Regions from separate parts of the Homo sapiens genome. Here region 1 is linked to region 2. The links are chromatin contacts, found by Hi-C or POLR2A ChIA-PET in ENCODE. All regions are on one chromosome and are shown on one strand. The core of a region is the stretch at or near the end of the contact, and the rest is flanking DNA. Distances in the headings are between cores, read along the strand shown. Region 1 holds the start of FBXO3 (F-box protein 3). Region 2 holds the start of NAT10 (N-acetyltransferase 10).

Region 1 (2,839 bases), core at 59-2,558, 330 kb before region 2:
GTCTTGGAAAGATTACTCTGGCAGCAATCAAAAGTTGGAGACTGTTAGTTAAATTGTAAGTATTTTCTAGAAAAATAAAATTGCTAGCAGGTACAGGTAGCGACCAGTACAGGTAGTGACCAAAAACTTGAGGTATCTCTCTATCACCACTTAGCTAGGCCAACAACTATCTGTAGCTCCAAGAAATCTGTATTTATAAAAAGACCTCTAATAACACAGGGCACAATCATCAAATGGCTAGAATCTAATGGTTAATCCAAACACAAAACAAATCTCGCCCACCTATCCTAAGAGGGCGACTTTGCATCCTCTGCAAATATATACGGTAGCACAGGAAACTCACAGCCATGCCACCCCCTGTCAAGGGTGTAAACAATCCTGACAGCTGGGGGGCGGGCTGGCAGCGCCATTTCTTCCACCACCCCAGACAGTCCCAAGTTCTGAAGAAACTGGGCATTGAACCACCCTTATCAGCAACCGGTGTTTATTTCTGGAACAGATGCTAGTAATGTGGGAAACCCAAGGTGTCCAGGAGAAAAGATAGTCACCGGTATGGCATCACCGGAAGTCAGTACCAAAACATAAAATCCAACATCGAACCGTAAGGAGCAATGCTGACAGCAAAACAATTCTCACGCACTGAAGTCCGAAAGTGAGCCCGGACAGCGATTCTGGCGCTGGGGAAGTCGCGCCAGGGGAGTAAGGGGTTGCCTATCTTCTCCTCTCGCTCACCCACCTGCCCACCCCGGCGCCAGACTCCGCAGGCCCCGGACCCAGCAGAGAAGAGCGCCTGGCCGGGACAGGGGCTTTTACACAGCAGCAGGGACTGACCCCAACCGGGCGGGCACCTGCGGGGCCAGCGGGGGTCCGCGGAGCGCGGCGGTGCGGCACGAGGGCCACTACCTCCTTCTCTTGCAAGTGGGCCTCACCGAGGCCTGGGAGAGAGATATCTCGTCGCTTCTCATACCTGGGCCCAGGACAGGAGGAAGACTCAGGGCGAGGCCCTTTCCGCCCCCGTCTCGCCCCGGTCCCCGGTGGCTCCGCAGGATGAGGGCGGCCCTGGCGTCACCTTCTGGTGTCGCGGAAGCTCGGGTCCTGTCAGCGGCCCCGACCCCCTTTCCCCCTGCCTCACCGCCTCCTCTCCCCATGCCCCCACCCCTGCCATGCGTGTCGTCCCATTACTTGATTAGATCCCGATAGTCCAAAAAGGATAAGATGAGGAGCAGGGGATCGGTGGGCAGCGACTCTAGGGTCAGCGGCGCCGTCTCGGTCTCCATGGCCGCCATCTTGCCTGGCCCGGTGCAGGTCTGGCCCCGCCCTGGCCCCGCCCCTGCCCCGCCCCCACCAGCGCCCGAACCGCCCCCAGCCGCTCTCACAGGTTTGTTATGTAACCGCCGGGCCAGCCCCGCCCTCAGGGTGGGCTGAGGTGCGGCTCCCTGGAGACCCCGCCCGCTAGCCGGGAGCCAGCGGCGCAGTGCGAGTTCAGCCCGCTTTCTTCGCGCTCCGCGTCAAATCTCTCCAGCTCTGTTCTCGCATCCCGGTTCGTAAACTTGCCCAGCCCGGGACCCTTTTGTTGCCAAATCTGCCTCGGTCTGCCCAACTCCTCCTGCGAAATTTTACACTCAGTATGCAGGAAGCCTCGCTCAAAATCTGACACTCCTCCACGCCCTTGGTCCCCAAATCCATTCCTTCTCTTTGTTTTCCAACCCGAGAACCCCTCGTTTTCCCCGCTCAGCCTTCCCCACCCCGCTTGTCCCCCGCACACAGCAGGGCCGCTCCGAGACTTGTCCACTCAGCAAGAGCAGAGCTGAGAATCAGCCAGGGACGCCAGCTGAAGGCCCTTCTCCCAAATTAAGGAAATAATTGTTGAGGGCTTAACTTCACGCCCCTCCCCGCCTTCCTAAGTAAAATGTGTACAAGGAGTGAGTCTGAGTCTCAGCCGCTGTCCCTTAATTTGGTTATCATGGCTATTTTCAGCCTATTAGGGCAATGCAAAGGGTACAGTGTGGATTTTTTCCAGCTTTAAAATTTATTTTGGCCAGGGTTTAGATCCCGCAGAGTTAAGTATCCCGCGTGTGAAGGGATGAACTGAGACTCCCAGAGGGCATAACTGATGGAGGCACGAAGATGTCTGCTCTTCAGCTTTGCCAAGGTGATATTAAAATGAGAGTGGGGGAAGTATAATGGGTCCATACATCACTTGCCTGATTTCTTCTTTTCCATTGCTTTTCCAAAGGTAGTATGGTGTAAGGGGCTTTGGGGAATCCAGACAGACCTGGACTTCACACGCCCGTCATTTATTTCACTACTAGTGAAATGCTGGCGTAGTTACGCCTAAGTTCTCTGAGACTGTCCCTCATCTCTAAAACCACCCCTCCTCTGGTGAACTAAGGATGGCGATAACGCTTTATGTAAAGTGCCTGGCCAGATACTCAATAAATGTTAATTTTCCAAGCTTATACATGCATCAGTCACTAAGTTCTCCAAACATTTCCATATCCTGGAGAAAGTTTCTCTCAATTATTTGGAAGAGTGGAAGTGATATGCCCCGCCCCAAAAAAATCCATTTCCTCCATTCTTCATACCATTAATGCCTTCTATTTATGGTTTTGCTTAATAGTTATAACCCCTGCCACCCAGCCAACAAAACAGAACAACAGCAACAAAAAACTCTGCCTACATCTCTGTGCTTCCAAATTGTTTATGCATATGCTTAGAAGAACATTTATTGAATTGGATTTCAAGTACTTGTTCTGTGTCTCTCTCGTCAAACTGTAAACTCTCAGTCTGACTCATCTTTCTAATTTCAGGGCTTAGCAAGTTATTCAACAACTAGAAA
Region 2 (2,956 bases), core at 143-2,642:
TTGGGTGCCATCTTCAATGTACTTTTATAACCTGCATCTAATCCTTAAGTGAGTCCACGTGGTTCTAACTTGAATATCCAGAGTTATCTTATACTTCTAACTACTACCACAACTACCATCCTAGCACAGGTGACTACAATAGCTTATAATTGTTCTCCTTTTTCTACTTTTGCCTTCCTGTGATTTAGTTTTTGCATAACAGGAAGCCTTTTAAGAGGGCAAAGCAGATTTTCTCATTTCCCTGTCCCCCACAAACTCCAGTGGTTTCTCATCATGACTAGAATTAAATTCTAAATCTGGTCCTTCACTTGCCCACTGCTTTGGCCACACTGACTGCTTTGCCAGGACTCCCCCATCTTGGAGCTTTTGTATGTACATCTTTGGCACGGGGAAGTTTTTCACTCATATTCTCAGGGCTCATTCTTTCTAAATTTCAGGTCCTTGTTCCATCCAGTGTCACCCCGTCAGAGGCCTTCAGTGTTCGTTTCTAAAATAGTATCCTTAGTCACTTTACTCACTGGATACTTCTGCTTAATAGCATTTAAAACTTAACCTAGAATTAACCACGAGGGGCAGGAACATTTTGGACACTATCCCTTGTGAGCAGAATAGTGCGTGGGCATATTCACATTTTGCTGAATGAACTAAAAAATTTCATGATGGATGTTGGATTAAATGGGTAGTGCTGCTGATGACATTAAAAGTGTATCTGGGGAAGGGGTTTGGATTCAGACATTTGCGGTATCCAGGAGGAAACATCAAGCAGTTGATAATGTTTTTTGAAGTTCAGCGATCTGCCCCAAAGTCAAGAATGCAACACTATGTATAGGTTGTCCCTGTAGTCATGTTCTTGGAGTTCACTGGAAGCCCAGGGGGAGTAATTTCATTTGACGACCATATACAGGCCTAATGGGAGCCTGCAAAGTACAGCGGCCGCAGTCATGGGTAGATTACAGGATTCCCATCTGTAAGATCAGTACTGTGGGGGTGGAGGGCCAAGCGAAACCAATAAAATAGGTCTGTTGGCCGAGTTTCCTCAACTTAACGGGGATCGGTTAAATTGAACACAAATCGTTGGATCCGTCGCGTTTCGCGTAACCAGGCTGACGCTGAAAACCCTGGACCTACGTGGGCAGGCCCTGGGGTGCGGACATCTATTTTGCCCTTCTTAGCCGAGGTACTTTAGCTGGGATATGAAGAGTGAAGAGGCAAACCGCAGCCAACACCCAGCTACCGCGAGCAGTGGGACTAAAATGCGCAACCGCAGTGGACATCTAGGCCTCAGCTCCGCTTCTGGTGGCTTACGTCATTACTCAGCGACAGCCTTGAGGAAGGTCCCTTCTCGCTCGCCATCTCTGCGACTTTAATGCGCTTGCGCACGTGCTGTCTACCAGTTCCTGAGAGGGACGCGTGCCGCGGAGCCAGGCTTACTACGTGACCCGGACACCAGGCATACGCTAGGGGCAGTCAGCTGTGCCTTCTCTTTCGGAGTTGTTCCGTGCTCCCACGTGCTTCCCCTTCTCCACTGGCTGGGATCCCCCGGGCTCGGGGCGCAGGTACCCAACGCGGGAGGGCCGGGTATGGATGCCAAGATCGGTGTCTGTGTTCTTCCTGGGTCGAGAGGGGACCGGCCTCAGGATGAAGGCTCTGCATCCGGACGGATACCTGGCCTACGCCGTTTGTCCTCCACCCCTCTTTTGGGGCGCTCCAAGATAACAGAATCACCTCTCCAATACGCAGCCGCTCTCGGCGCGTGCTTCTCGAGCGTCCTCGGGGATTTGCGTGGCTCGATAACCACCTCTAAGTAGTGCCTGTAACTGGGGAGTCGGGGTGAATGGGTGGGTGACAACAGTTGTTTTCCGTGGAGCTTGCCCGCAGTGCCTGGCTGCAGGTCTGGGCATTATACTTAGGGTAATCTGATTCCAGATCCTTCCACGTTCTTAAATCCTTCACTGTGCACATTCCTTTATACTCTTTATTCAGCAGTCACATTCAGGACTTGGTTTTGTTTGCCAGTGCACCTAAAATGGTGCCTGCCACATAGATGTTATGTGTAGATAGACGAATGAGTGAGCGAAAAATAATCATCTCCTTCAAGGCCTTCCCCATCCAGGCCTTCCATGACAGCTTCAGCCCATAGTAATCTCAGCCCTTCCTTCATCTGACCGGTCCCTCAGTATAGCTATTTTTTTTTTTTTTACATCTAATTTTACCTGTGTTCTTGTTCCTCATCTCATTCTCTTAAATACCTTCTTCAAGAAGAATGCAAGCTTGAAGTCAAGGGCCTTGTGGTACTACTTCTGGGGCTCCCACAGTAGCTAGAGCAAAAGGCAGCCCCCATTAATTAGTTGTTGATTGATTTTTGCGGGATCTTTATGTGGCCGGCAACACAAGGTTTACAAGTTGGGAAGATTGGCGAACTGGGAAGAGCTCAGGCTTTGGAGTCAGGAAGACTTGAGTGTGAATTCTGTCTGTCGTTTTTCTGCCTCGGGATATTTGAATTCTTTATACTTTCTCCTTTACGTATAAATTGGGGTCCTTGACAGTGACTTAGTGTTTTATAGTAAGACATATGCTAAAATCTGTTTGGATTGGAAGGTTAGAAGGGACAGTTAAGGTATGGTAAGTTTCAGTAAATGAGCTTTATGTTTATAATGCAGTAGGTACCAGAGTTTCTAAGTAGCATGTCACTTTTACATCTAAGTAGCATGTTACTTTTACAGTGATATTTCTGATGGTTTTTTTGATGTATTTATTGGGATGATGCAGTATTTTACTGTAGGTAATCACAGAACTTTTTTTTTTTTTTTTTTGAGACGGAGTCTCACTCTGTCGCCTAGGCTGGAGTGCAATGGCACACCATCTCGGCTCACTGCAACTTCCGCCTACCGGATTCAAGTGATTCTCTTGCCTCAGCCTCTCCTGCAGCTCCACTACCACTCCCGGCTAAGTTTTG

The links. A loop is a pair of places that touch in the nucleus more often than their neighbours do. ChIA-PET counts read pairs that join two places held with the same protein, here RNA polymerase II (POLR2A). Pooled maps may share reads with other maps.
Region 1: a map of B cell shows a loop between it and region 2 (12-fold over the local background). The contact joins the promoter of FBXO3 here to the promoter of NAT10 in region 2. A Hi-C loop is called at or near these places in 8 of 168 maps with a recorded cell type or tissue (B cell, CD4-positive, alpha-beta T cell, CD4-positive, alpha-beta memory T cell and 3 more), 1 of 37 single-sample maps with no recorded cell type and 14 of 50 pooled maps. POLR2A ChIA-PET finds 5 or more read pairs at or near these places in 5 of 52 experiments (CD4-positive, alpha-beta T cell, GM12878, OCI-LY7 and 2 more).

Annotation. Positions count from the first base shown.
Region 1 is chr11:33,773,212-33,776,050 of GRCh38, forward strand. It overlaps FBXO3 (F-box protein 3), which reads right to left and starts at 1,309. Exons shown (of 11, transcript NM_012175.4): 1 at 1,183-1,309. The coding sequence starts at 1,286. FBXO3-DT (FBXO3 divergent transcript) reads left to right here and starts at 1,488. Exons shown (of 3, transcript NR_120550.1): 1 at 1,488-1,540; 2 at 2,043-2,152; 3 at 2,237-2,459. RefSeq lists an enhancer at 323-823 and silencers at 772-841, 1,302-1,401.
Region 2 is chr11:34,104,237-34,107,192 of GRCh38, forward strand. It overlaps NAT10 (N-acetyltransferase 10), which reads left to right and starts at 1,393. Exons shown (of 29, transcript NM_024662.3): 1 at 1,393-1,556. RefSeq lists an enhancer at 1,146-1,605.